Regions from separate parts of the Mus musculus genome. Here region 2 is linked to region 1. Evidence: chromatin loops called from intact Hi-C (ENCODE). Cell type or tissue: left cerebral cortex. All regions are shown on one strand. Each heading gives the region's core, and the rest is flanking DNA. Links, peaks and the distances in the headings are about the cores only. Region 1 has its middle 29 kb from the start of Spata19. Region 2 overlaps Opcml (opioid binding protein/cell adhesion molecule-like).

The links. Hi-C counts contacts between places; a loop is a spot of excess contacts. Peaks named below come from ENCODE experiments on the same cell type or tissue, not always from the same donor. Only the 100,000 strongest peaks of a DNase experiment are listed, where the experiment ranks them.
Region 2: it touches region 1 in a loop (2.8-fold over the local background); 3 of 42 quality-filtered maps call a loop at or near these places.

Annotation. Positions count from the first base shown.
Region 1 is chr9:27,417,568-27,433,459 of GRCm38, forward strand. No RefSeq gene overlaps it. Among named protein-coding and RNA genes, the nearest start is that of Spata19, 29 kb to the left of the region's middle. In left cerebral cortex, for the core only: a CTCF peak has its summit at 7,116 (motif pointing right); a DNase peak (open chromatin) is centred at 7,141.
Region 2 is chr9:28,073,452-28,089,343 of GRCm38, forward strand. The region is part of intron 1 of Opcml (opioid binding protein/cell adhesion molecule-like); the gene reads left to right. Among named protein-coding and RNA genes, the nearest start is that of Opcml, 290 kb to the left of the region's middle. In left cerebral cortex, for the core only: no CTCF peak of the experiment used is centred there; a DNase peak (open chromatin) is centred at 7,419.

The DNA.
Region 1 (15,892 bases), core at 5,815-8,314:
GAATTTTATCTCAGGTGCTGTCTGGACACCCTGGCTCTCTCCATTGCAGTTGGTCATTTCTGGCCATAAGCAACATCTCGTTATGGAACCTTTGGTTGCATTAATTCAGAGCCCTTGTTTATTGACAACTGTTTAGTCCACACACACAAAACAGCACTTAGACTACAGAAAAAGTGTGTTCAGTTTATTCATAATTTAAGTTTTGATGACAGAGAAAGAATATTAATGAGACATCTTAGCTCTGCACGTCCTAGATATGTGATTAACAGCTAGTTACTAGTTTTCTGAGTCATGAAGAAATATATATCCATGTCTGCAACGAACTGCTGAACTATCGATTTCTCCCCTGCTGATTGTTTAGTGTGATTGAAAGACCAAGGACCAAGAAGCACAGTTCCAGAGACTTCCATGAAGGAGAGGAACGTGAGCATTATACTCACAGCTGACTCTTCAGCTACCTGGCACAAGGAAGGGCTGTGAACAAAAGTGTGAAGGCTTCTGGGAAAGTTGGGAGCACACGCCACACTATGGGGCTATAATGAATGGTGACAGCTAGGACAGGGTGTTAGAGTTTCTTTTCAGGAGATGCTGAGGACAGTTAATGGCAGAGTCTGACTCTAGCTTATACCAACTGGGCATGGCACATATAAGAGAAGCAGCTTAGTTCTCACTTCAGCTGTGTGGGTGCAGCTGTTGCAAGCAATATAGACAAAAGAGCAGATAACTCATTGAAGGGATGATACCAGGAATGGGATGGGGGTCTCTGCTGAGTGGTGTCATGGTGTTCTTAGGAATAAGTGACAGCCAAGACCAATGATGACTGAATGGTGAAACCATGTTATCCTGGACACCTCAGCATTCCGAATCAGGTTAACAGGACATTGTGGCTACCTCTCTCCAATAGGTCCACTTGTCCTGTGTATTCCTGCAGACAGTCTGTGGCACCAAGATGGCAGCCACAGCTCCACACATTGCATCACAGCACCTTAAGGACAAGGGAACCTTCCCTTGGTCCACCTGGATTTTCACTGTCTGTGATAAAGCGTGGTCCTTTTTATCCTCCATAGTCAGCAAAGAGCAAGGAGGAATCAGGTTTCTGTGATGAGCTTAGAGTAGCAGTTGGATACATTTCTGTGCCACGATTCTGATACAAGGAAGGTGAGAGGACTTAGCTACCAGATAGAAGCAGACAGCCTCAGGTGTGAGGCTTGGGGAAGAAACAGCATTTAGACCTGTGGCTGTGGCTACTCTGTGGGGACAGGGATGGCAATATGAATATGTCATGCCCACCTGTGGGAAATGGGGTGGGATCAGGACAGCAGAGAACCCTGACTAGGAGAACAAGGAGCTGGCTCTGGCTCCAGCTGTGGCAGGCATTGATTCGGGACTTGGGCCACTAACTTCTTAAGGTTTTTGAAAAAAATGTCATTTTTAAAGGAATCCTGTGTTGGTTGGGCTATGTCATAGCAGGGTCAATGCTAATGATGATGTTGGTAGGGAGTGACAGTGACTACTGCTGAGCACTGACTGAATGTACAATTATATCCCTCAGCCCCCAGAGTACTTCTGATGTTGTCGCTTTCCACATCTGTATTTCACAGATGGTGCTGCTGAGCTCTGGGGCCTTAGGAATTGGGGTGAAAACATGCAGATGATCAGTGATGGAGATGCTAGCATTGACCGTCTGGCTCCTCATCTGGCATCCCATCACTAAATATACCATCTCTTGGTGGATGGAAAGATTACAAGGACAAACTGGAATAGAACGAGTGTTTCCCAATTCTGGCCTCTGAGCATCTTGCCAGGAACTCTTATGGGCACTGATGTCTCAGTAGTAGGTGAAAGAAAGTCTCTTCTGAGATCTAGTGAGGACAGGGGAGACGCAAGCCAATTTGTAGATAGATGATAGATGACAGATAGATAGATGATAGAATCAGGTGATAAATGAGAGGTGGATGATTTGTGTTAGATGATGCATAAAAAGTCTGTGGTGCTACCTGCTTTGAAATAGTGATGTGGAGGGGCTGGGAGCAGACTTAAAGGTGGTTTGTGCTAACCAAGGGCAATCACCTGAGATCACTACCCAGGACCGACATATTAGAAGTGGGGAGGGTAGGGTTTGAAAAGTTGTCCTCTGATCCTTACACGATCACACAATACGAAAATGTAAACAAACCAAAAAGAGTAAAGTAGAAGCCAGGCACAGTGACAGAACCTGGAAGCTGTGGGAATGACCCTATGCAGTGAGTTCAAGGTCAGTTGGAGCTTCATAGCAAGGCTCTGCCTCTACAAACCAATAGCTGGGAATACAGCTCACTGGTTGAGCACTTGTCTGGTGTACACAAGGCTCTGAATCTCATCCACAATAGTTATAAGTGAGTGATAATGGGAGAGGGTTGCATTTTTAGTGGCATGGTTGGAGTAGAGGGAGACTATAGTCTTGACATATCGGTTAGAGATGTTCCTCGAAGACAAAATGACAAACTAGGATGGAGAGCAGGGTGTGGCTTGAGGAGAGACCTGTGAGCAATGCTATGTTTCTAAGATATACAGAAAAGGCAACAAAGAATTATGTGACCTGCTTTGAGTCTTCCAAGATCAAGTTTCCTCATCTATTAAATAATGATGTTGCCAACACTCAAAGGTATTGGCAAGACCTGATGTGAACTTTTTAAAGGCAGCTTGAAGCAGCAGGGCAGCAATTAATACCAACCCTACCACTAACCACTACTCTAATCCTAACACTAACTGCAGCTCTAACCCCATAAATAGCCCAACTCCAACTCTAATCCCAAACCTAGCCCTAATCCTAACCCCCAAACTAATACTAACTAACCCTAACTCTAATCCTAACCTTAACACTACCACTAACCCTAACCCCAACCCAACCCTAATAATAACATCAACTCTAATCTCAAGCCCAATCTAAACACTGAGCCCAACCCTAATTCTAATCCCAACCTTAACAATACCACTAACCCCTATCCTAAACCCAACCTAACCCTAACCATCTCTGGAGAGGTGATAAGCCTCCTCTCTCCTGACTGGAGAGTGAATTTGCATTTCTTCAGCTAGTAGCCAATAGTAGACTTAGAACTTGATCTCCTGGAATCCTCACCCAGAGTGGTCAAATGAGTGTTAATCTCATTTAGTCAAAATGGAAACTAAAGTTTCAGAACTTGAGGCAGGTGAATACACATAGGAAGCTCTTCAGAGATGCCTCCAGCACAACTGTCAGATTCAGATTCTGTTTTCAAAAAGAAGTATGGTGTATTGGTAGAGGTGGGATATGGTGAGGTCAGGGGTTAGATTTTAAAGGTCAAGGGCCTGTAAGCAGAGATGTACTTGTTTAGACCAATCACTGCTATGGTCACACAAGCAGTTCCTTGGAATAAAACACAGTATTAAAGACTTCAGATTAATACATGATGAAATTTGCATCACAGGCTTGGGGCAGATGCTAGCCATAGCAGAGGGGCTTAGGAAAATGAGGCAAAAGTCATGATATAGCAGTGATGGTGGTAACCACAGAGGAAAGAACACTGAAGTTCAGCTAAGCTTGCAGGGCTTGGCTGTATCTGTGACAGTGGCCATAGAGAGGTAGAATGCAGATAGGTGTGGGGCTTCCAACAGTGAGGAACTGCCATTCCCAAGGCATAGTTGTTAGTAAGCCAGAAGAGTCTGGACATAGTGGTACCTGTCATGTTCACGACCAAACCCCATTGGCTTACACTCTCACACTTCCAAGGATTTCTTACTCTTTTTTTTCCCTCCCAAAATAACAAATGTTCCATTTTGGCTTTGAAAGTGTCAGCGGATTGGGAAACTTTGCACACATCCAATATGTCACTGGCAACTTAACAAAAGCATTTCTGTAGGAGTCATTTAAGGGCGGTCCTCAGCCTTCTTCATGTAAGTCCGTGATGCAGCCACTCATCTGCAAGTGTGTGTGGAAGGAAGTTCTCTAGCCCGTATTCTTTCTCCCTTTGTTCTGTTTCTCAGAGGAAGCAGAGGCCCAGTTTCCCTCTGGTTCCCACTCTTTGACGGCTGTCTCAGCTTTAGTTGCTCTTGGAAAGGTTCGAGGACACTGAGTTTGCATGTTGATAGGAAACAGAATCGAGGCCAGAGTCGAGGGGAAGAGGATGAGGAGGCAGAAACGAGAAACTGAGCCCCCAGTCTCCTGCAGCAGGCCAAGGGCCATGGTAGCTGGTGGCTTTTATCAGCATTATCATGCAATATTCCCAGCCTGCTTTGTCTTTGCTTTGCATTTTATCAATACCACTGGCAGATCCTGCTGTCCCTTTCTGTGGGTTTATTAATATTGCCCTCTGATCTATGGGTAGCTGCCACACTTTATATTCCAGCCCCATCCAGTCTTCTCCAAACTCAGACACCATATTTAATTAGATTTTCTCCCTGGCTCAGGCAAACAGAAATTGAACTACCCGTATATCTCTATTGCTCTGGAGCTCACGTCTGACAGAAGCAGACAGCTCTCTTTCCCTTTCTGGCATGCTCTCCCTCTTCTGCTCTGTCCCCACCTATGACTTGGATATCACAGCACAAGCACAATTCTAAGTTCACTTTTGCCTACAAACTCTGAAATTCTTCCCTTCATCATCCACAGCCATCCAGAAGAGCAGTGGTCCAGAGCTTCGGGCAATGGGAACGTTGTCGATCTTCCTGCAGCTGTTGGGTGGGACCTGTGCGCTGGCAGGGGTTGGGTAGTGATTGTGGGGATGGAGTAGGGGTGGAGGGAGTGGAGGAAGTAGAAGGGATAGGGATTTTCTCCAGTTAGGAGATAGCATAGCCCTATGACGTTATGCCCATGGAGATGGGACAGACTTGCTACCTGAGAGAAAAACATCATGACATTATGACATTCCCATGAGATGGCACTGCAACAGCGACTTGATGCATGTAAGGAAGGCTGGGCTATCTTATTTGCTTGTCCCTGGAAGGGACTCTGAGAAAAGTGTGGATACTTCATTCCTTCTTAGAGTGGGGAACAAAATACCCATGGAAGGAGTTACAGAGACAAAGTTCAGAGCTGAGATGGAAGGAAGGACCATCCAGAGACTGCCCCACCTGAGAATCCATCCCATATACAGCCACCAAACCCAGACACTATTGCATATGCCAAAAAGATTTGCTGACAGGACCCTGATATAGCTCTCTCTTGTGAGGCTATACCAGTGCCTGGCACATACAAAAGTGGATGCTCATAGTCATCTATTGGATGGAACACAGGGCCCCCAATGGAGGAGTTAGAGAAAGAACCCAAGGAGCTAAAGGGGTCTGCAACCATATAGGAGGAACAACAATATGAACTAACCAGTACTCCGCAGAGCTTGTGTCTCTAGTTGCATATGTAGCAGAGGATGGCCTAGTCAGCCATCAATGGGGTGAGAGGCCCTTGGTCTTGCAAAGATTATATGCCCCAGTACAGGGAAATGCCAAGGCCAGGAAGCAGGAGTGGGTGGTTTGGGGAGCAGGGCTGGGGGAGGGTATAGGGGACTTTTGGGATAGCATTTGAAATGTAAATGAAGAAAATATCTAATAAAGAAAATGAAAAAGAGAAAAGAAAAGAAACAACCTCTTCCCTCCAATGAACTCACAGTCTATAGGCAAGACTCAGTTTCCTCGTCTATCAAGTCAGGATAGTGACAGCTGCTCTGTGTGTGTTCCATCTTGTGACCTTTCAGTGAAACCAGGCATGTCGCCATGCTCCTTAATATGTGATGTTCCTTAGATCAGGCACATCCGCTCACAGTAAAATGTTTATTTATTACTCCTAAGTGACATACAGGAGAAGATGATAGAAGAATTCTTATTGATGGTGAGATGATTTTTATTTTCTTTATCCAAGAGGTTCGTTGTAAAGGGCTCCTCTTAGGTGGGCAGGGAGCAGAAGGGACTCAGGAACTCAGTGATGCAATGAAAAATTGAACAGTAACAAAGCAGGGAGGGAAAGATGGAAAGAAAAAGTGGGAATAAAGCAGCAGGCAGGGTGGTATACCCGCAGTCCTTGGTTAATGTTTGAGATCTCGGCATAGCAGTATGTGCAGTTACCATAGTGAATGCTTGTGGTATCAAATGCAAAGCACCTCATAGCATTCCTGGAGGGCACAAGGGTCCACGTGCCACCCCGACTGCTGTGAAGTAGTCTGAAAAAATTCCCTTCTCCCAACATAAAGAGCTACCCCACTCCTGCCCCAGAGCCCACCTCCCAGGCTGTGCCTAGCATGTGGTTTTGAGATTGCGAGGTTAAGCAAAGGACACGCAGAAGGCTGAGGACTGACACAGTGACAGAAGGCACAACACAGGGAGGGCTCTCGGTTGGGCAAGGGGCTATGGAGTCAGACTGATATATGCTGCAGGTCGAGTTGTGTCACCTAGCAATATGACCCCCTGGTATGACATCGCTCTCTCTGAGCCTTATATCTTCATGAGAGGAGAACCTGCAGTGTAGGGTGATAAGACTCAATGGAGTCACGTAGTGGTGACATTAGGAGGATATCTGGCCCACATTGGGCCCTGAAGCACTTCAATGACAGAAGACTCAGTACCCCTCTCAGTACCCCTCAGAGATGAGGTTGGGAGGACAGGTTGAAGTGCCAGCTTGGGTCTGACTTTCAGGGAGTTAGGCTCATGTTATTTGCTTTGTAGCATCATCATTTGGGGAGAAACATGGAGGAGGTGGGTCAGAAAGACATGAAGGCATTGAATCTTTCCAGGTAAACACATAGGCCTTCAGGAATGCCTAGGAGAGAAGCTTCCTACTTCCCCAGGCATCTCTGCTGTGGCGGAGGTGTGGCTGGGGACCACCATTGCTTCGAGCCCTTGAGACCACTCCGCTATGTTTTCAAGGCAGGGCGACTGTGGAAACATATTTCCCTTGATGTGTTCTGTTCAAAGGACCTGACACATGGCAAAGCTGGCTCTAGAAGTGACGTCTAATCTAATTCTTTTTCAGGATTGTTTAACAACACTTCACAGAGGACCTCATGCTAAAGGGTCAATTGAGATTTTTTTTCTCTAGTTAGGCAAAGTAACCTTTGTAGGTCAGAGTGTGTAGTTGAAGCTTATTTCTTGCTTATGTGACAGCCCAATATTCTGATCAGCAGATGGCGTTCCACCCCACGGTGATTCAGGAACTTAGGATCTTTCACCATATGGTTTTGTATATCTGTATGCCTCTACTTTTTCCTGTGGGTGACGGATGGAGAGCTAGGAGCTCCTTTGAAGCCTGGAAAAGGATTCTAACCCTTCTAGCCATGTTCCATGGCTGAGAGCTCATGTGTGTGGTCATATGCTACCAGGGCAGAGAGTGTGGAAAATACATTTGCCTCCCTAGTTCACAAGGCCTATATCTAAGAGTTTACAGTATTGGAAGCCATGCTAATAGCAAACACTGTGTTTATTTTGTGGATCTTACATATGTATTCCAATGATGGTCCAATCGAAAGATCAGGCCCTGTAAGAAATTGACAACAACAATAAAACATAACAATCACACCAATATTCTGTAATAAAGCCTATTGAAAACTTAAAAGTTACTTCCCCTCCTTGGAATTTGCAGTTATTGTTTTTAGGTGTCAATTGATAATGGGCAACTAAAGGGACAGAATGCAAAATTCCAGGTAGGGGATGTACAGTTGTGTGACCTCATTGTGTATCCAGGAAGCAAAGGAAAGCAGCCAGGTACCAGGGTGCTGGTGGGCAGCTGGTAAGCTCTTGGTTAGTGACCACCCATACACTGGGCTCCTCCTTTTCATGCAGACACACACAACCTGCTCTTCAGGGAGTCTCTCCTCTTGAGTCTTTGTGTGGCACCATAAGAACTGGGATGGACATTATCTATCCTCAGGATATAAGAGACTAGTAGGAACAAGATTTACTTCCATTAGAAACAACAGCTTGGGGGGATCCCAGCAGGCGGGTTCCTGGAAGGGATGGCACCATCAGGAACTGTCATGTGAGGATGTGCTGTCTGGAAGGGAGATTCTCTCTGGGCTGGACCCAGCCTCCAATCACAGAATGTCCTGCCCACTCTTTGCCTTACCCTCAGGAACACTCCATCTCTGACATCCTCAATGGTGACATCTGAGGAAGACCTGAGGACCCTGTCTGCTTTCTGTTGGTGAGGGCTTTTCCCTTGCAGGAACTCACCGGTCAGGCAGTAGATTCTTTGGTTCTTCATTCCCTCTGTACTTGGTAGATGTCTGATGTACTTGCTTCATATCAGTTCCAAATGCAAGCTAGCATCAACACCTGAATTCTTTCCCGAGATGGAGTGTGCTTGCCTGCTTTTTTCCCATGCCTCTCTGTCTGGTTAATAGTGGCTACCACGAGACAGACAAAGGTGAGGGAAACATATTGCTTTGATGAAGTTGTCATATCAAAGTTCTAAGAAATGGGGTGGTTTCCACAACAGATACCTGGAGGCCTCAGGCCTTAGTTTTAAGTGTCCATAGGTGGTTCCTCCTGAGATGGGGTGGGTAGAGGAGAGCTGAGTGTTGCCGTTCTCCTGGAGTCTAGATTGGCACCAACATTTGATCTTCCCTGACATCAGCGTTCTATGTAGTGTTTCCATATGGTGCATCCTCTGCTGACCTGTCTCTATGTCCAAACATTTCCCCCTTTACAAAGATACTAGGCACATAGGGTGGGACCAACTCTATTCTCAGAATGACGTCATCTTACCTAACCATACCTGTGAAGTCCCATTCTGAGATACTGAAGGGGAGGCCCTACCTTTCTTTGGATCTTTGTTACAGGTCTAGGTCCCTCTGCTAAGCTGAGGATGGTTGTGGAGGCCTTTGTTCCTCAAAGCCCCCTTTCACTTTTATCTCTACTCCAGACCTTGCATGACCCAAATATCTGAAATCTTTTCAAATTTTCTTCTTAGAAAGGCAATGGATGGCGCGAGGAGGAGAGAAAATTAGCGTATGCTGAGTACCCTCTCTGTGCCAGCCACCATCACAGATCCTGACTCTCTTTTAGCTAAAAGTGTTGAGATTCTGTGAAATAGGGCTCAGCATGCCCAGGAGGGGAGGGGATTTCCCTCCATCAGCCTCTGTGGCATGCACAAGCTTGCTAACCTTTTCAAACCTTTGTTCCCATGTCAGCTTCTGGGTGAACCTTCCTGAACACCCTACTTAAAACCAGACCGCTCCAGCCTTTCTGCTCTCTCCTTCCTATGCACCGCCCACCCCAGCATTTATCTGCACCACCTTAGGGAGGGAGAGATTTTCTGATTTTTTTTCTTCTAAGTTTTGGTTAGTGCAGTGGGACTGCAGCGACCATAGGGATCGTGGCTATTCTGAGTATCATGACACCCAAGACAGTGTGAGGGATATTGAGACATGCCCAGGGAATGCTGGCGACAGGGGTGATTTGGAAGTGTCTGAAGGAAGGCACTTGGGGACTGGATCAGAATCCAAATCAAACAGACTGACCGAGAGGCCCCCATGTCTGGCTCTGGCCAGCACCCCAGTTTTTCAAAATGGGTGTCATGAAGGAATACACTTTTCAATTTTTCAGCTTTCTTATTGGAAAACAGTGACATTAGCAGAGCCGTCTTCTCCCGTGGTTGGGATTGACCAGCAGAGTATGTAATGAAGGGCTTAACGGAGGGCCTGCATGCTGAAGGGTCCAGTGGACACTGCTTTTATCAGAGGTTGTTAATAACACTAATTAACACATTAACTAGCACCGGAGAAACACTCACTGAGCATTTTTATGTCTTTCCACTGCTGATATGTTTTGAATCAGACCTTTAATTTGAATTAGCCTGCTTTTGAGGTGAGGCTGTGTACTCTAAGAAGTACAGAGCTAACAGTTCTGAAGAGTCATGGTGTCAGCACCTGCTTGGTTTCAGTGGGGACCTTATGTTGATGGCGTCATAATTGGGATGAGTGTGCGGAAGAGACACAGAGCCTCAGAGACCGTGATAGCCCAAACTTGCTCTCAACAGACCCACTTCCCTTTGTAAGATCAATGCCAAAACCTTGTGGGGTTGCTGCCCATAGTGGCTTAATCACCTTCTGCTTGGCGCTGCCCATTTTAGGTCCTACCATCTCCTGATTTCACTGAGCTGAGAATCAAGCTTCTAGCACTGTAATAACCTTTATGGGGCCGCTGTAATAAATAATAAACCATATTTCCATCTTAAAAGTCAAGAGCTATACCTCTGTAGGCATATTCCTCTTTGACTTCTAGGTGTCTTGTGTATACAAGAAACTCAGCTGCGAGCACACTAGACTGGTAACAGGACACCTAGTTTGCAAATCCAGCTTGCTCCTCTCCCAGCTGGGTCCCCTCAGATGGGTGATGGTCTTGGTCTGGCCATCTATATTGAAGTGGATAATTGAATTTATTTCTTGGCATGATATTTGAAAGTCTACAGTTAGAGCCACCAAAGAGTTGAGATAGAGATGAAACTGAAGAGTGCTCTGAGGAGCAAATATCCATTTTTGATTTCCAGTTAGACAGAGAGACTGACAGGTGTAAAATGGTGTAATCTCTAAGTTTTCCTGGTACTGCTCTTTATAGTACTACCCAGTGCATGGAGCCCCTAGGCTTTCCTACCTCTGTCCTACACCTATTTGTCCATGCTGAATTTTCCTTTGACCCTGGGAAAGTCTTTCTATGACCCACTTCTGGCCAGGACACTTAGCTTTGGCTTCCTGACTTAAATGTGTGTGGGGTTGTCGATATGCTCAGTGGTTAAAACAGTTTCTGCTCTTGTAGAGGACCCAGGATTGGTCCCCAGCACCTACATCAGGCTGTACACAACTGCCTGCATCTTCTGATCCAGGGGATGGGATGACCTCATCTGGACTCCCTAAGTACCTCCTGCACTTAGACACACACACACACACACACACACACACACACACACACACATACACACACACACTACCCACCTAAATTTGACTTCAATAAACAGTGAAATTTTCTCTCCTTTGGAACCTGGCAGGAGGCAGATTTGGTGGAGCTGGAGTGTTCTGGCTCAGACAGGGCAGTGAGGGAATCCAGATGTGTGGAGTCCAGTTACTCCTTCTGTTTTGTCTTCTTGTCCCTTCCTTATGCAAAAGCTTAGTGAGGGCCAGCAAAGATGGGGCCAGACAATTACACTGAGTGTGGGTTTTATTAATGAGGGGAGAAGACAGCATAGGAGACTGTAATGATATCATGGTGTGTCTAATCTAATTATGCTAATCAATTTCTACGGCTCATCAGAGGGACTTCTGGGTGGGCTATGTCAGGATTTCCCGAGAGCATCTGGAAGGGCTATTCCAGGATCCAGGAGACGAAAAGGAGAGCATTTTTAGAGCATCCAGATCTCTGAGACGTCTCTAGGCCTCCACCTGTCCCAAGTAATGCCATGTCTGGGAAAGCAAGGGCCTGGGAATTGGAAAAAACCTCAAAGAAAGCAGACCTGGCAGAAGCTGGGTAGGGAAAGCAGGGACTTGTCCGAGAGTATGGGACGCGCAACAGTGGAAGCTCCTGAGTGGCTTGGATGGCTGGTAGGAACTACAGCTGGGTGGCCATGTGGAGCCCTGTGAATACAGGACCCTGAGGTTGAGCTCAGACCAGCTTCAGCTAGGTTTACGTCTGTGGTACCCGAGGCTAACCTTGTTTCTGCTGTAGCTGAGGCTACCCTTGGGAGGCTCGTGTTTGCCCTGTATGGAGCAGAGTATGGGAACCCATTCCCTGCTATTTGCTGCCTTACCGGTAAGCTAGGTAGACCCTCCCTTAGGGCAGGTGGCCTGTGTGGACCCAGGGGTAAAGAGACTGGCGGTGTGGACAGAGGTCAGGCACAGCTTTCCTTGGAGATTTTAGACTCTAATCTGAAGAACGTGGAAATTATTTCTACCAGAGTACAGGGTGCTGTGAACTATAGAGATAGTAGACATCACAAAAAGAGATGAGAGCAGTTACAGGATACCTCATTTTCTACTGCTGCTGTTTCAAACACTCATGAACTTATTGGCTTAAAACAGTCATTATGGGGCCAGAGAGAGGATTGAGTGGTTAAGAGCATGCTGTTTCTCCAGATCAGTTTTTAGCACCCATATCAGGACTCAACAGTGGCCTGTGATTCCGGCTCCGGAGAACCTGACACCCTCTTCTGACTTCTACAGGAACCAGTATACCTGTTCATAGACATGGACACAGACATGGACACAGGTATGTACACACACACAAAGAAACACATACACAGACACAGAGACACACAGACATAGGCAGAGAGGCACAAGGCATATAGAGACAACACAGAGATGACACAGAGACACAGACAGACAGTCAGATGCAGATAAACACACACACACACACACACACACACACACACACACACACACACACTCCAACCACTCCTATATCTATCATTGTGTTATGATGTTGGTTAACAGCCCAACAGAGCCACAATCAAGGAGTCTAAAGGCTTTATTCCCTCTGGTTTCAGTTTAACCTTTCCTTCAGTTTCTCCCTGGTCCCCTTTCACACCTTCAGAGCTACCATCACCAGCCGATTTTTTTTAGTCTCCTTTTCACTGTCACCAAAAAAGTTATCTCTGCTTCCAGTGTCATGTTTTTGGGTGTGGCTGTCCTGGAAAATCTGGGTTAATCTCTCGTACTTGCAACTGTAAAGTTTCTTTTACCAAGAAAAATGACCTATCTTTAGAATATCAAGTTGGGGTCATGGAGGACACTTTATCCTACCATAGCCTTGGCAGAACTATGTGAGCTGTTGGAAGGCCTGTATCCACAGAATGGGGACTCTAGAGGATCTGGTCAAGGCACTTCCCAGGTATAGCCTGGCAATGCTATGCTGAGCATCCTCCCTCACTGTGAAGGAGGCTGGTCATATTATTCCCATTTCTTCTTCCGAGGGGCCCAGCTAATCACATACGCTCCTTTTATACAGTAGTTTCTCCTTATCCATTAAGAATGTGTTGTAAGACCTTCACTGTAATCCCCTAAACGGTGGATCTTATATACATTATACTTATTTTACCCTCCCACACCTATTATAAAGTTAGGAATATTAAGACTAATAGAACAATGACTGAATCTGTGAGAATATGGTTTTTCTTTTTAAAATTATCTTACTATACTGTAGTCATCCTACTTCTTAGGAGATGACACAATGGCTTCAGATGAGATGGGAAGAACGGTTTGGGTGTTGAAAGGTTGTTTCGGATAGCCCTGGAGCTAATTGTATTTAATGTTAATTCTGTTCTCCAGTAAGGGGCTGTGAACAAGGAGTGAATCAGCACTCAGGTGATTTCCTGTAAACCTACTTCCCACCTTAATTTATAAATAAAGGCTGGAGCCGGTGATTGGGCCGAGAAAGAGGGGAAGGTGGAGCTGAATGTTCTGGGAGAGAAAGAGAGAGAGAGAGGATGATGGAGGAGGAGGAAGAAGAAGGAAAGAGGAGCAGAAGCACCTGGCCTGGAGAAACTGCAAGTTATAAGGGTTTCTTGTATGGAGAAGATGGTAGTGCAGTGGTGGATCTGCCCAATCTAGGCGCACAGCATGCATTCATATTAATTGAGTTGTGTTTTCATTGCCCGGGCTTATTTGGGCTGGAGATTTACAACAACACAAGGTAGCCTTAGTCTTTTGTGTGGGGACTTGAACACTAAGTAGCCTCATGGTACCATGCTGGCGCTCCCGAAAACCACAAAACAAACAGTTGATGAAGCTTGAATACACTTGAATACACTGGATAAGGGTGTTTTTCTCTCCCTCCCTCCCTCCCTCCCTCCCTCCCTCCCTCCCTCCCTCCCTCCCTCCCCTCCCCCCTTCCTTCCCATTCTCTTATTGATTGATTTTTTTTTTTTTTTTTTTTGAGGCAGGGTTTCTCTATGCATCCCTGGATGTCTGAGAACCTTTTCTGTAGACTAGGCTGGCCTTGACGCTACAGGGATCCGCCTGTCTCTACCGCTCAAGCACTAGAATTAAAGATATATACCTCTGCCATCTTGTGGGGGCGTTCTTTTTTTTCTTATCTAGAATTCAGCAAGATGGTGTGAAATTTAAAGCCAAGCACAGTTTACAACCTAAGAATTGTTTCTAGAATTTTCAGTGTGCGATTTCAGGTCACAGTTGTCCACAGGTAACTTCTGAAAGTAAAGCCACTGTAGCTGGTCAAGGTCACATGACTTAGTTGAAGAGACGGGAATGTAGGTTGAGACCAGGCAGCTACTTCCAGGTCAGGTCTCTAGTCAGCTCCAGGATGCTTTGTAATCTCAAGATTTCTAGGATCCTGGGGAGGCAGATGAGTCCTGATAATGGCCAATCAATGAGACAGAGGGAGCTTGTGTTGTACAATGCTCTTTGGCAGGGACTACAAGGTGAATGAATGGGAAGTAAAATTGTAGATGAATCTGTTGAAGGGTGAGATTGTGGTAGATGCTAGGCTACTTTGAGAAGTCTAAAAGTGTCCTTAAAAGGGTACCACCATAACATGATCGCCTAGATCATGAGTGGGGGAGGGTATGGGGGACTTTTGCGATAGCACTGGAAATGTAAATGAAGAAAATACCTAATTAAAAAAAAGAATTCAAATAGGGCATAGCAGAGATGTCTGTTCCTTGCTCTTTGATATTAAAAGGTTGAGGCTGGGGCTGGAAGCTCAGAGCCTCATCCATTCAGCTACCTGCTATCTATTCTGGTTGGTTGATAGAAACTTCAGGACCTTTCTGAATAAATGTCTCTGGTCTCCCCGAGTGGCTTTCCCTGAGTTTCCCTTCATCATGGAGCCTGTATGATCAGGGAAGTTATAGCAAAGGCCTTTATGGTTTAGCCTCAGCAGTTATACATGTTACTTCTACCTCGTGTCATGCATTACACAGGGCCACTAAGAGTAACCCACGAGGAGAGGGAGTGCAATAGAACTTTATTCCATCAAGGTATTAGAGAGACACTCAAGACTGGTAAGATTACTATCTTCACTCTCCCTTTGAAGAATATACATTCTTCCCCAGACAGGCTGGAAAAACTGGCTGCTTTCTCAACAGTAAGATATAACAGAGGAGGTTTTGCAAAGCAGAGATTGCTAAAACTTTCTAGTTAGGCAAAATAACTTTACCTTCCAGTGAAGGTTAGATTGGTTGTGGCTGCTCTGATGACCTTTTTGTTCCAAATAGCCTTAGACAGCTATGGAAAATGACAGCTCCCCTCCACTCCCCTCCCTCTTTCCCTCCCCCCCTCTCTCCCTCCCCGCCTCTGTGTGTGTGTGTATATATATGCATTATATAATATGTAATCTATTAATCTATCTATCTATCTATCTATCTATCTATCTATCTATCTATCTATCTATCTATCTATCTATCATCTGTCTGCCTGCCTGCCTGCCTTTCTTTTTTGCTGTTTTATGTTGAGTAAAGGACCAGGGCTGTGTTTATTTCACACATGAATCTTCTTGGAAGCAAATGGACTAGAAGCAACTATTTTTTTTTGAGGTCAGAGGGTCCTGAAGAGAACACTAAAGCTCTACAGGACAGGGGAGCCACCTTGGTGGAAAGAGCCATAGTCTTGAATGATTGCCCTGGCTCTGATCCCCCCTCCACTGCTAGAGAGAAGGAGAGAGAGAGTGAGCAGGACATAAGCTTTGCAGGTTTTCATAAACAGCCTTTAGTTTCCCCCTTGACAAACACAGGCTGCTTTCCTGACATAGTCTTTGAAGAAACAGGAAATAATATCTATAAGTCAGTCAATTTCCCTAATAGACTGGCCCACCAATCGCTGCCTCCCTCTCCCCTGTCAGCTGTGCAGATTGCTTCAGTGGTGCAGAGATGTCACATACAGAGTGGTCTGATTGCCTGCTGTGGGCATTTGGGTATCATGCATTCGGAATGAGAGGAGGCAGGTGG
Region 2 (15,892 bases), core at 6,337-8,836, 660 kb after region 1:
AAATAAACCAAGCATAAGATTTATGAGGAAAGAAAAATGAGATTCTGCAATCTCTTATATATTTTACTGGAAGCTTCAGCAACCCCATAATTAGATGATACCTAAGCTGGATGAAATGTTAATATTAAATATTATGAGAAATTTCCTGGAGACTGCACCGTGCTACCTATTTATATTTCTGACCCAACTTGCCTCTCCCATGTTAACAGAAAATATGTGTGCAGGAGACTATGTGTGTATTTTAGAATTTTCCATTAGGAATTAATTTTGATGTCTTAATAGATTAATCTTGCTTGTTCCTGATAGAATTTATTTTTAATGAAATCCCTACTGCAGCAAGAACTTTAATGAGTAAGCTATTTTTCCTTTTTTTTTTTTTTTTTCTAGAAGCCTTCCTGTGGGAGGCTGCACATTTGCTCACTGCCCCTTTCCCTGTGACCTAGGGCTAGAAGCCGGCAAGCACATGAACTGTGAGGTTGCATGAGCATCCTTCCAGAGCATCTCTGTGACACACAGGACTGGCCTCCTGGGTATCTCAGCTCTCTAGATCGTTGACAAGTCCAGGCTTCTAATCCTACCAGCTTTTGACCCCAAGGATGGTTTGAGCGTAGTTTGTCCCAGCGAAAACACCTGGTGAAGTTTGATTCCTGAGCATAGGAATACTGAATTGGCAGCATCTTGAACAGAGTGACTTTAGGAGAGGCTTTAGGAGAGACCTGTGCTTTTCTTGGTAGAATACATCCCTGTTGTCCTTCATGAACACTGCTCCTGTTTGTTATAAGCAAGCATAGCAATTTCTCGTGACTGTGTCTTCCATGTATGCTGCTCATTCCTGTGATTCCACATTGAAAGGCAGCCCTAGGTCCTCTCCAGAAACTACCAGATGTGTCTCTCCAGAGCTGGACTTGCAGCTTTTAATTGTGACCTGGTCTACAACCATAGCACATTGAACGTACCTGATCTCATCAGACTGCTGCCTAAATAGACTTTTGAAAAGTGTGGTGCATATGTGTATATGCATATTCATATGTATTTGTGTACACTTACCATGTCCCCTCCTTCCTTTTCTCTATCCTTCTCTCTGCCCTGTGTGTGTGTGTGTGTGTGTGTGTGTGTGTGTGTGTGTGTGTGTAAATCCAAGGTTGACTTCCTTATCAATTGCTTTCCACCTTATTTATGAAGGCAGTCTCATAACTGAACTCAGAGCTCGCTAGTACATGGTTAGCCAGCTTGCTCTGTGACTGTGTTCCAAGCATTAAAAATTATAGGTAGGCTGCCTCGCCTACCAGTCATTTACATAGGTTCTGAGCATCAACACCCTAGTTCCCATGCATAACAGGCATTTTAACTTTTCTCTCAGACTGCCATCCCCTTTTCCTTTTACATATTCCCCAACATCAGAAATTCTCCTCTAGCAAGAGATACTAAGACACACATGCTGTCCATACTTTCCTTCCTGGACAACTAAGTGATATTTTACTACTCATGGGACAGGCAATTATCAGCTTTCATGTTAAGGATGACTCAATGGACTAACGGCTTAGCATCTCTAGATGTCAAGTGAATTCAGATTCTTAAGAGACTCAGCTTTTTAAAAATGGCTTAATATTGGCTGTTTTTTTTCTGAGAAATTATGATTCTAACAATAATATGCCTCCCTGAACCCAAACTTCCGAAAAGTCTTCTGCCACATCTGCCAAGCATACTGGACTGGGTCTGCTTTTTCTAGACACGTGAAGGTCAGGGGGTATAGAGAAAGGGCAAAGCTAGAGGTTTTGTGTCTGGATGTCTTCTTTGTCACTTTGTATCTCTTGGAGAGAGGACATGTGGTTCTTTTTCTCTCTGGGATTCAAGTTCTATGTTGTCTACTGTAGAGAATACATAATCAGCTTCATTTCTGTTTCTACAGCTATCAGCTCCTTTGGAATGCTGGGGCAGTTCTGTCATGCAGCCCTTTATCTGGTCTATAACATGTTTTATGTTCAAATTCAGAACATCTAAAATAAATGTCTACAAAGAGTCTTCTGTTGTAGCCGACTCTTGTGAACCATGTTTTATTAAGAACCCTTGAAGATTCTCACCATGTTGAAGGAATTCATTTCTTCCTATAGTCTTTCATCAGTAAGCATATGGATACAGACTTTCCTACATAAGCATGGTAGGGTCACTAGAGCCCCCTAGTCCCCTGAGGCCTTTGCTCAAAATGGAAAGGCATCTCTTACTTCCAAGGAGCATCTTGTACTTCAAGCACAGCACAGGCTTTCAGCCCCTGCTGGTGAGTTGCAGAAAGCTGTCCTCCTCCATGGTGAGATACCTGCTGCAGGTGTGTGGAAGCACAGAGTGGGAAGGGAGAGGCCGAAGCATTGGCAAATGCTTGGCATTCTGGAGGTCGCTTGCTAATAACAGTCTCAGAATCAGGGGAAAGCAGAGCTGTCAGTGTGGCTCTTCTTTGGCTCTTTGGGAGTGTTGTCTGTCTTCAGGTGCCTTCTTTATAAGCTTGAAAAGGTCTAATTAAGGAAATCTTGCTGATTTGGTTCTTGGTAAACACTGAATTCTTTCAGTCTAATGGAGCTAAGATTAGGGTGCTATTCTGTCCCCACTCTCATCAATTACTGTCACAGTTCACTTGTTAAAAATGGAATTTTCCAAGAGAAATTTGTTTGGTTCCCCCTTCCACCATTTTGCTCCTTGCTCCCTCCCCCGTCTTTCCTTCTTGTCTCCGTCTCCAGCTCATTCCTTCCTCTTTTCTCTTTCTTTCTTCTTTCTTTATTTTGCCTAAACCCTAGCCTAATCATGTGACAGATATAGAATGGTACACAGCATTGTTCTGAATTTTAAAGCTCCCCTCTCTTGGAACTTCTTTATTTATAATAACAATCTGCCTGTTGGATTATAATAGAAATATAGAAGAAGGAACAGAATAGAAGTGTAACGCTTTATAAAAGTTTTTCAAAATCAAATGTTTTTCGATATTACCCAAGAGGGGCCTCAGGTGTTGTGGGCGGTGTTTATTATGTTCTTGAACACCTAGTACACACAATAAAGAAAAGGCAGTGATGTGGTTTCCTCCATGTATCTAACAGGAAGGTTGGATCTCTGCGTTACGTGGCATTATCCTGAACTGCATGACTTCTCAGCTAAGCCACAATCTGGTTTTACCCATCATCCATTTCTCTACTTCTTCATTACACTCCTGACAAGTCTTGCTCAGGCTGTTGGACTGCCTGGCCTCGTTATATGGGAAATTTACAAATGCAATTGTAAAGTGCTTTGACATTCTCCAGAGCTCTAGAGCGCTTAATGATGCTGGGATTACCATGGAGCTGTCTTGTTCCAATCATATCTTCTGAGGGAGTCAAGAGTGGATTGACGGCTCTGGAAGGTGAAGTTTAAATATATGAACTGCCAGGGAGATCAAAACTGGGTAGTGATCCTGTCAAGATTCCTTCCCTCCTCTGCCTTCACCTTGGTTGTCTCCACCCTGTTGTGAGCAGAGGCTTTCCAAGGTCATAAGAGACAGGCTGATCATTAAACCTCACGCGATCTGTGGTTTTGATGCACAGGTTCTAGGTGGTACAGAACAATCAGAAGTAGTTACTTGGTCTATGCCCACCTAGCTCTGCACAGGTGGTAGATGGGAAACCTGTGTTTTCTGAAAGCTTCTTAACACACACAGGGACAACACAAACCATACACGAATCTCATGGCATCTCTTCCTATTGCCTCCATTTGGTAGTTTATGCTTTTGACACAACTTTAAATTCTTCACGTCAGTTCATCTCTGCTTCCCCAGAGCTACTATTTTCTTTTTCTGTGGCTCTTCATCTTCTACGATCTCTTCAACTCCATCACCCCATGACCTCCTTTCTTTTGTCTACTCCTTTCCTCTTGGTATCACTTAATTTTGCTGTCCATATTACTTTACCTAATTCTCTACCACGAAGCATGCATGCCATCTCTTCTCTCAGCAGCTGTGCCAGGAAGTGAACCGTGATGGCTGGCCATATCACTTATGGTGTTAGCCTAGCCAAGCCATCTGCATTCCATGGCACTTCTCTAATGGACTGTTCCAGTCTGTACTATTCTTTTTCATGCTTCCTGTGTCTCCTCAGACTCTTGCTTGGAATGTCTCCTGCCCAAACCCATGCTGTAATGTAATCCCTGTTGAGAATGGGCAAAGGTGAAGAGGTCATAGAACCGCTACTCCAAGGATGACTGACTAGTCTATTTGTTAGCCAATGGTGACTCAAGAATGTCAGTTATAAAAGCCAGAGTAGCTTATTCCCCTGTATGTGTCCTCTCAGCATGTGATGTCCTAAGTATCTAGAGCCCTTACTGGTGGGCAGGATCTCACCAGACAGTCATGTGATCTTGAACTTCCCAGTCTTCAGAACTACAAGCCAAAGAAATCTATCTTCTGGGTTAGAGAGATGGCACAGTGGGTAAATGTGCTTCCCGTGTAAGCATGAGAATCTGAATTCAAGACCCAGGCATGTCTGTGAAATCCAAGTGTGGCTTTGACATATCCTTAACTCCAGAAGAGTGAGCACAGCAGAGAAGACAAGGGGCTTGCCGGAGACTTGCTATAGTTTGTCAAAATATCATCACCCAACTCTCTCTTTGGCTGCTTCTCTCTATGTCTCTCTCTCTCTCTCTCTCTCTCTCTCTCTCTCTCTCTCTCTCTCTCTCTCTCTCTTCCCCCTTCTGATCTTCTCCTCTCTCTTCATCCCTCCCTTCCAATCCTTCTCTCTTGTTCTATCTCTCCCCATCCCCACATCCCAGTCTGGTTCTAGGGATAAGATATGGAACCTTGTGCTTAATGCTAACCAATCCCTACAAAACCATGTTTCAGCCCGGAGTCAGGGTCCCTTTTTCTTGATTTTCTTGATAATCTTATATAGCCTGTTTTGTAGTGGTGTTGTCAGACAGTGCCTTCTAAGCTTTAAGCTTATCTGTCCTAGCTTCATGCCCATCTATTTTCATTCTAGCCTCCAGTCCAAATCATAGGTACTGCTACAGCTTGCAGTGCTATCCCTCAAGAGGCGTGGAAGTCAATTGCCCTCCTTTGCCACTGCTATTACTAAACCGTACCTATTCTGCCTACTTGATAGGTTTTTAATTTGACCTTCCCTGGTGGTACTATCATTATAATTTCATGCTTGGAAAAATAGTTCCTTAATTTGCTTCCCTGTGTCCAAACTTGCCACTTATAATCTACTTTCTGCTATAAAATATGATTATTTCACTTCTTACTGGAAAACACTGAAAACTTTCTCTTGTGATTCCATCCTTCTGTACACCATTTCATACAGTCACTGTGTGCCCCTCAGCGTTCTGGCTGGGAAACTCTGTTACTTACTAATTTAGGCCATTCATTATGGATGTGCTAGAGACTTTCCCGTACTGGGATATGTTTCTCTCTCTCTCTCTCTCTCTCTCTCTCTCTCTCTCTCTCTCTCTCTCTCTCTCTCTCTCTCTGTTGCTTTTCATTGGACCCTGGCTACACTACTGCTCTAGTGGTTTTTATAAAAGCCCCTGCCCTAATGATGCCTCTTTCTCTAGATCTCCACTAGGATCATGTGTGCACAGAGATTGCATATCCCTACTGTCTAATGTGTATGACATTCATTATATAGTAAGAGTGAATTGACACATGCTGGAGGAAATTTGAACTGTGCAGTGTCCCTACTTGGAAATAATTGGGCTATTTTCTCATCAAGGTTCTCAATTTTAAGAAATACTATAGGGCCAGCATGATGGCTCAGTAGATAAAGATGCTTGCAGCCAAGTCTAACCATGTGAGTTTGATCTCCATGGAACCCACATGGTAGAAGGAGAAATCCAACTCTCATAGGTTATCCTCTGACTGCCACATTTATTGCATGGCACTCTCATGCCCCTGCCCCCATAACAAATACTGAAAGTCATTTGAAATAAAAGAATAAATGCATGTTCTGCCAGTGCTGTACACTGGGGGATGGCTTGTGTATTTCACCTTTTTATCTCCAAGACAAAATACTTGAGAAAGCAATGCAAGGTGGCGAAGGGTATTTTGGTTCACAATTCCAAAGGTTTCAGTCCATGATCTCTTGGCTCTGTTCTTGAGCAGAACACCCCAGCAGTAGACATATGTATCAAAAAATGTTCTTCATCTCATGGTGGATCAGAAGCAGTGAGAGAAGAAAAGTCTGGTGACAATGTATAACCTTCAAAGGCATGCCCTTCTACTTCTTTCAGATAAAGTCTCTCTACCCTAATATTTCAGGCACTGGCCAGAATAATACAACCAATCAGCTACCATGCACTCTGCACATGAGCCTGCGAGGAACACCCCATGTTCAGAACCATAACAGGTACACAGAAGACTCTGATCCATTTATTTACCTTGGGATGGTTTCTAATTTTTGCAGGTGTCTTATTCGTCCTTGGAACTTTGCTCACCATTCTGGTTGCTCAAGGGCATTCATTTTACATCAGAGGCAAAGCTGGAATCCTAAAATGGCTTCTTTGACTTTTAAGAAGGCTATGACCTACTTCCTCTTCCTGCTACTTGGCCTGTGTTTAGGACATATTCATTTTAGCATAAAACAAGCTCCCACCTACAGAATTTCCTAAGAATTAACGGTCCAGAAGTTCTCCTTCTCTGAAGGAGTATGCTTTGTTCTTTCCTTGTAGTACAGTGTGCTGAGAATCATGGAGAGGAAGGATTACATGGCTTTGCACTGATGCCTCCTATGAAGATCTAGGAGAGGGGTGTCTTCTAGTTCCAGCCCACCTTTTCAGAAACACATCTTTTTGCACAGGGCAGAGTCGTTTTCAAGTCAACCGAATAGCATCATGAAGGAAATGGGCATTTGGGGACTTGCTGCTTCCTCATAGACTACTGACTATACAGCTTGTCTGTTCTAGGTTCCAACATTCAGGTTTGCACTCTTCATTAGCTTATTGGGTTAGTTCATTTGGTCCCATTAGATGAATGCTTAGCAATATTGGGGACTAGCAATGGATGCTCTGTCAATATTCAAGGCTCTGTATGTTCTCCACTTGCCTCCACTGGGAAGCTATGAGGACCAGGGTAACTCTGAAATGCAGGCTCTCCAGTGGTTATGAGCTTTCTCCATAGTGGAATCAAGATGCACCGGCTTGTAGCTTTGACCTGACTCATTCCCTCAGGTGTTTTTCTTTCTGACCAAATAAACAATTGTCTCCATATCAGTCTCAGTGTCTGCTTCTAGCAGAACCCACAGCAGAGCAGTGGTGCCTTTCTAAGTACCCCAGAAGAACTTCCAGTTCCTTAAGAAAAGAGCAGAGAAGACTGGGGTAGACTCTGAATCCCACGTGGATAGCTGGCTTCTCTGCCTGTCCAAAAACCTGGCTCTGCCTTCCTCTGCTTCCCAGCCTTATCCCCGCCTTCCTTTCCCACAGCAGATGTCTGCTTTCCTCTGCAGGGTCTTGTCTTCTTGCTGTGAACACATTTGCAGTGAGTCAGAGCCCTTCGCTCCACTGCACCTGGAAGGATAAATGCTTCTCACCTCTTGCCCCCTAGATCAAGTTACTTTGCAGCTGGTTATTGCAACAAAAATAACTGCAGGTAAAAATGGCAAGTGAGGTGAGTGTAGGGGGCCAGCAAAGTTCTCTCCGCCCTCGGGAGATACAACATTCAAGGCACAACCACAATATGTCTGCTCAGTTCTTCTCAGGGCTGGGTTTTATGCTGTACAGTCTCCCAGCCTTGCAACTTGTGTGAGAAAACCTCAGCTTCTTTGCACTAAGTCCGACTCCACATTTCAGGAGACACTGGGGTTTAGAGTTCAGCAAGGCTCCCAGGTCTAAGCAGCTGCTTGTAACAAATAACCACTGAGTTTGACATTCTCACAAGGATGGAAGCCAGCTAATAAAAAAGCACAAGAGAGTGAAAATGTGCTCTGATTGTCTATGCTACTTACTATTGTGTGTGACTTTTAGTTTGTCTGTTTGTTTGTTTGTTTTTGCAAGGTGTATTATTTCTTTAGAATTGAAATAGTTTAAGTGTATAAATGTTAGTGGTTATTTTTAAATGGGGCAAGAAAATACCCCCAAAAAAGTAAGTAAAAAAGAAATATAATTGCAGAAACAGGCACAGTGTATCTTCTCTCAAACTAACTGAGCACCTCTCTACTTTACTTAGCTGGTATTATACAGTTAGTCAACGGCTCTACACAGTGCAGTGCTATTGTGGTTGAACGATGCCCTCCTCTCTCCTTCATATTTCCCATATTACCCTAGAACCTCTGAGTGTGTCCAAAGCTTGAAGAGGATATTTTTCTGCTATACAAGATGGAAATTGGGTCCTGGCACATGCTAGGCTAGCACAGTACTACAGAGGTAGCCCTGAAGCAAGAGGTTTTAAAGGGGGAATTGTGATTAAGTGAGATCATCAAGGTGAACCTACTTCAGTTATGCAGGGATGCACTCATGCTTGAGCACACACACACACACACACACACACACACACACACACCCCACATGACTATTTGCCTCTAAAACTTGGAATGTGGGGGAGGATTGTGTTGCTAACTAATCCAGCCTGTTCATTTTGTTATGGCAGCCCAATATTCCTCACAGGGGAGTAGGTTGGATTCTATCGACCCTGATTCTCTTGACTACACGATTTTGACTGCAGCCAAAGAGAGCTAGTTAGGTGTCTGTCTATTATACAGTTAGGACCAAGACAAGGCTGTTTTTCTTTCTGATATGGTGTATGATTGCTATGGATTACACTCGTCTTGTCCCCTATGGTTCATACACTAGAGGTTCAAGCCTCAGTAGAATAGCACTGAGTATTTCAGACCAGATAAATACATGGAAGATATCTAGGAGCTCAAGTGCTAAGGGGCCATTGAGAGTCTTATGGTTACAATGCCACTCTATCCATAAGAACTAATAGCCTCCAGGAGGAATGGGCCAGAGCTCATGGTGCTGTATTACTTGGGGTTGCTACTGTGAGGTGGTCTTTTGCTCATTTCTTTCTGCCCTCTCTTGCTCACATGTTCTTTTATATCCACCCCAACTATGTGCAGTTGGGGTAGGTGTTCCAACTATCAGAATCGTCAGCCAAGCAAGCCTCTTTTCTTTATATATTACTCAATGTCAGGTATTCTATTATAGCAATACAACAGACACTGAGACAATGATGATAAACCATCTATCAAAATAATTGTCTCACACTATGTCAAGGAGACTAGTTGAGAACACAGTAGGATGAAAAGCTTAGTTCTTGTCTCTGACTCTACCACTTACTATTGGTATGATTTTAGGAATGTGTGCTCACTCATATTCTCATACATGCTTTCATGTATAGGGAATAAATGGATGCCTAGGTTTGATCCTCTAGATATACTCTAGAGCAATGTAGGAATTAAAATGAATATCTCCTGGTCTCATATATCTACAAGTCTCCTGTTATTGATGAAGTGTGTACTTGGCATTGTAGGAATTAAAAGGGGCAGAAAAATCATCTCCAACATCCAAGGCAGGCTTCCATGGGAAAGTGTTATTAAGACTTTTCAGAATTTAGATCATCAAGTATGTGAGTGCCTATAATCCTTCATTTCCTTGTTTATTAAGAAAGGGGGAGGCACGTATTTTATCTTTCTATTTCTTCAACTTTCTGTGAGTACAAACAAGATTAATATGTGAAGGATGTCTGGAAGCTCTATTACTAAGTATACACAGGGTACCACACTTTTTGTAAATGGCTGACAGTAGTCTTAGTTGCTTAGTAACTGGTGGCATATAGAGGGCACGTGCTAAGGCATAACAGAATCATGTTTTCACCATGGAACAACGAAAGATTTGGGATATATTCAAGATTTTTGTTTACTTGTATTGGGGAGCAATCCAGAAGCCTCACACATCCTAGGCTGACATTTTATCACAGAGTTACATCTACAGCTCTTGAGATGAATTCTAATGGCTCAAGGAGATGTTTGCCATGCCGACTTTGAAGTAATCTATTGATATAAAATGGAGAAATTGAAAATCCAAGACGAGAAGGCTAAGTTTAGCTTGAGAATGTGAAGTTATCCATAGAGAGGTGCATATTGGATCAAGACTAGTTGTTCAGTAAAAGACATGCAAAAGAGTCTTCCATATGTCACTCCTAAGGAGACTGCTGGGTACTGATGCTTTATGTCTAGAGTCAAGGCCTGGCTGATCAGCCGGCTGCTGCCTTGTTTGGTCTATGATCTAGCCACTTCTGAACTGTGCAATGCAGCCTGGTAAGATAAGGGAGATCATCACAATATAACCCTGATACCTGTTGCAGGGACTGATGTGTCTTCTGCTGCTGAAGAATTGTAGTTGGGAAGAAGAAAGTAGCTAAGCCTTGGGGAAAAACACACTGGGTGGGCAGGAGGCAAAAATAGTTGAGGGATGATGAATAAAACATTATGGATAGATGCCGTTATCGTTATCATGCATGGAGATGCACCACATGATCTGTTCTTGTCCTACTCTATGCCAAAAGGGTGGGCATGTTCAGTCTATTCTAGACAAAACTTATTTACAAAGAGAAGCATGGCGGAAATGGCTGGCTTCCTCTAGAGGCCTGTGCAGTGTGCACAGTCTAATGCTTTTGTTGGAGCCATTTCTAATTATTTAATGTTTGAATCTAATCATTTCCTTGATTTAGCAAATCAAAGATTTTTTTTCCCCTCAAGGGCAAAATACCTTCATTTTATTTTCTTCTCCATAATTAAGTAATTTCTTAATTAGCAATGTTCAACTTCTCCAATCTGAAGTGACACATTTTATTCCTTTTTATAAAGCCTTGCATACACACACACACCCAGCCCCCGCTGGTGCTGGCGTGCTTGTCATTCTGTGCTCCTTTGTGTTCCTCTGCCCTCCCCTCTTCCCTTTCCCCCTCTTTCTCACTGGTGAGAGAGATTAGGCATCTCCAGCAGTTCTTCCTGAGCAGTGGGAGAATCCAGCTGTGTCATCTCTCCCTGTCTGACTTCCTGGTGGCTGGAATTAGCATAAAGGAAATTCTTTCTCCTAGGAGAAGTTGCTGCTTGGCTCTGTGCCTGGCAGGGCAACCTACTTTTTGCTCTCTATCAGTTGATAGGTAGAGAGTGTGACTTCTGCTGTGGTGGCCATCCTGAATGAGTCTGGGCTGAGACAGTCCTCAAGGCCTTGAAGCTTTAAGCCCCTGAGGCTAGGGCTGAGCCAGGGCTGCAGGGAGCACAGCTCTCTCTATTTCTACCCCTTTCTATTTCTGTAGCCCTATTCTCTCTGCTTGACTAAGCCCAGCATCAGATGTCATTCCCTGTGTCAACTGGCTACAGACTACAGAAACTGGTGGGTGTCCAATCTAGGGTTGTTCCGGACTGAACTGAACCCCACATTTAAGCACTGTGACTCTTCCTTGCCTGCGCTGTCATATCCACCTCAAGACTGACAAAGAATGACAGTTATCTCTTCCATGGACAATTCTAACTGCCAGAGAACACTTTGAACAGAGGAGCTAAGGATGGGTTGAATCTCCATAGTCCTTTGTGATTTCCTATTGGAAAATAGGTATATCCTCACAATACTTTGCCCATCAAATGCCAAACACTGAAGTTTGCCTATATTGAAGCTCCTCATAATTTGCATGCAAATTATGGGCAAAATTGTCTAACACAAAGACTATTTTATGATAAAGCTTTGAGTATAAGTGCACACATATGAATGTTTACAAGGCGTGATGAGTGGTGACCACATGAAACACAATAAATAAAAAGGATGTAGGATGCTGTAGAGCCCAATTGTAAAACACAACATACAAAAAGACTATAGGATACTTCAGAGCCCGGTTGTTTCCCCTTTGGATGGTAAGGCAGACTGGAAACTTTGGCTCACTGCCACTCCACATCATAGTGCAATATCTTACCCTACACAGCTAACTGGGGCAGGCAAATAGAAATTAAAAATTTCAACAATATTTTTCTATTGAATATTTATCCCTTTTTTAAAAATTAAAATGAATGCCCAATTGAAAAATTAAGTTGTGCTATCGTGGTACAGGTTCCTCTGTTGGATGCCTCTCCCTGCCTATGTATGTGTGCAAGCCTCGACTTTCAGAGTTTACTGTTAGGGATCTTCAGAGCACACAAAGAACGTTTCACTCTCCCTCACTGCTTTCCAGGGCCATTGTCTGCTAACCACTCAGCTTCCTTTTGAGCAGATGAGAGGAAGGTAATCAATCAGTCAGTGCCCTGGTGAGGCACAATTAATGTTACAATAATAAAACAATAATGCTGCCTGAGATGGGGACTTTGAAGTCTCCCGATGAAAGGCTCACAGAAGTACTGCTGGCTATTACTAGCATTTCATCTTCAAAGCACCTTGTAAATATTAACTAATGAGCACTGGACACTACCTTCCCCTCCTCAAGGACCAACCGCTGATGAGAGGCGGGACTTGAATACAACATTGCTTCCTGATGTGGAGGCACAGAGACCTACCCTCCGGCTAGCCACCTTTGGTTTCCTTGGAAGGCTATGTCAGTCACCAGGGGATGCAGCCTGCATTGTCCTCTTGGATAGGCCAGGAAATTGAAACACAACAAAACTAAACCAGCCAGAGCCACGTGTGTGATTCTGAATCTTTTATAGAATCTTTTACATTGTTTTTAGAAGTGAGGAGAGATAGATGAAACTAATTTAAGTATTTATTTAACCCAACATATCAGAGATACTATCGTTTAATTGAGTTATTAACATAAGTTTGTCCAAAAATATCATTTTGCCTTTTTTTAGGTTATATCACTGCATATCTTTTGCTTAGAATACATCTTACAGTAGGCTGGGCACACTACAAGTGCTCAGCAGACATATATAGTGAGAGGCCATCATGTAGGACAACACAGAGCTGGATTTCCTTTGAGAAAGAAAGACTGGATATTTGGCCCTGAAATCTTGGGCCATGGCTCGTAGTTTATGGTCAAGCATGTGGCCTACAGTTTAGTAGATGTGACATCAGACCCTGACCTAATACTTGAGTTCAGTTTCCTTGCCTCGAATGGAGGAATGTTCCTAGTGCCAGCATCACGATTTACGAGAGTGCATAAGGTTGCTTCTTTCAAGTCCCAGTGAACATAGAGTTCAGCGTGCAGTGATAAGGGCACAGCTGCCATCACCACTGACACAGGATGGTGAGCTTGTTTTCAGAAGCCTGACTGCCTCATCTGCTGCAGCCACCAGGGGTTCATTCCACGTCTGTCTCTGCACCTAGCCTGGTGTGGGCTGAGAGAGCAAGAGAGAAATTCCCACAGCCTTGACCCAGGCAAGATCTATGGACTGTTTGCTTATTTACCTTCATGGCCAGACCAAGGACCTTTAGAGTATTGCTTGGACTGAAGACAGAAAAGGCACATTGGGTCTAGGGCCTGAAGATTTTTTTTCTACAATCATATCTCCTTATGTAATTCTTGCTGACCTATTTTAATTATTTTCCATTGTCTGACCCATCTTGAAACATCTAAGCCTCTGTAATGTAGCAACCTTCAGCTTGACACACTCTCTTCTAACAGTGGTGTAGGCTGCTGAATGCACCAGAGGATGTGTCCCACTGTCTTGACTCACCTTACTTCCCAACACAGGCCGGGATAACGCTTTCTACCTTGACAGCCAGCTGCTGTGTCAACTTAGCCTTGGCAACCTCAAGATCTTCTTTCACTTGATTATTCCTGGCCTAGCCACTAGAATGTGTTAGCCTCTCTACTGGTACCTGGTAGATCTGTCTTATATCTGTAGAAAAGAATCCAGTGACAGGAGTGCAAAGGACAGCAATGTGGTTGTATGGAAAGCTCCTACTCCTGCATATGTACAATAGAATGCTAGGAGCTCTCTCACCTGTGGCTGAGGTTTCTGGATGGAGTCCACACTATGAGTGAAATAGGAAACAACCACAGTACAAGGTGGTCTACCTCTAAAGAACCCAATCTGGATGCTTCTGGAGACAGGAAACTTCACAACTCAAGAAGTAGGGCACTTCCTGAAAAACCTAGATATCCTGATACAGAAAGACCAAAAATATTAACATTTGGATCAAGAGTGTCTCCCAAAGGGCCATCTGTTTACAGCTTGGTTTCCAGCCTGTGGTGCTCTTAGGAGGTAGTGGAGTCTTTAAGAAGTGAAATGTCTTAGATCTTCAGGAGCTCTTAAAGAAGATAGTGGGATGATCCTGGTGTCTTTCTCTTTTGTCATAACCTAAGCATAAGGTATGCAGGTATCCATCACATTCTCTCATAATCCTTATAATGTACTCCCTCAACACAGTTACAAAGCAACCGGGCTAATTAATTGAAACCCCCAAACTGAGTCAAAGCAAACCTTGCCTCTTTATAACACCTAGCCTAGGCATGTAGTACAGTCATAGAAAGCTGACTGCTACGGCTGGCATAGTGCTGGTCTTGTCTTATTCTTCTGTCAACGGCGAGGATGACAAAGATCGATTGCCACTGCAGTGGTAACGACAGGTTGGAATATTGCAGGTCCACAAGATAATTATCTCATTTCTGGCTAGCTTTAGTCCCCTGAATTCCATGCCCACTTCTGTGTCAGAACTACCCTTCTGTGACTAATAGATAAAAACCTCTAGACTCTATTGACTAAGTAGACCATCAGCCTCCACTCACCCCAAAGCTAAGAATGTCACCAGATAGGATCTGAAGCCTATAGAAGCACCCCCATCTTGGAGTCACCACCTCTCTGATATACCCACCAATGTATCTTTAAATTGCCTCAATTTATAATATTCATTGTCCTGTAAAGCTATAAAGCTTCATGAAAAGGCTTCAATGTTTGAACATGGGATTTAGGTTAAGCTAAATCTGTGTTTCTATGTCATAGACAGTGAAATTTGGCTCTAGAATAAGCACTTTCTAATTCATTTTGAGGTGAGAGCTCGTGTCTTTTGACATGCCAGTTTCACAGTTGTGGCTGTGACTAGTCAGCTCCTTTTCACATATGTGCGTATATGACTGTGTGTATGTATACAGGGCCTTGCTGTGTAGTTGTCACTGGCAGCTCACTGTATAGCCTGAGGTGGTCTTTACATCACAGCAGTCCTCCTGCCTCAGATGATGGAGTGCTGGGATTACATGTGTGAAGCACCAAGCCTGGCTCAAAACTGTGTTTTGGTCTGACCAGAGTTAGGGTCACACAAGCAAAACTGAGGCTCCCCTGGACGAGAGCTCCATTTCAGGGCAGCTTTCTCAGGCAGTGCAGGACACTGGGTTCTGCCTTACACCATAGTGGACCGACAGTGCTGCCTTGATGCTGGTGCAGAGACAGCACTCCTTCTGCCCTGGATGTTGAGTTGAATGTGTCTGCTACCTTCTTCTTCTTCTTCTTTGCACGTTATTTTCCTATGTGTACTCTGATGACCCTCTCCCCTACAAATGCCTACTTATGGCCTTGGTATGACATCTCCTGACTCTAAGAAGAGTAGGTAGATAGCAAAAGAAATGTATTTTCTAGGACTATCTTGGGTTTCTGACTAACAGGCCCAAATGGGTCTGTCACTGGGGGAACTCTATAGAAAAAAAGAAAAACAACACTTAAAACCACAAAATGCAACAGATCCAGCATGTAGAAGTATGTGTGGGAAAAGATAATGTGGTTGGGTGGGGACAGAGATTCTTTGTGACCCCTGAGGTGTCCAGCTAAAGCCATGAAGCCCATGAAGCATGAAATTTGATTATGCTTATCTTGGTGCACAGCCCTGAATCTGCTGCTGGTCATTCAATTACTGAGCAACCTCCGCAGATGTCTCAGTGGTGGTTAATACAGCATTGGGAGAACACTTGTACCTGGTGGTACCTCTGGCCTGGCAATAGCCCTTCTGCACTGGGGAAACAAGCTTG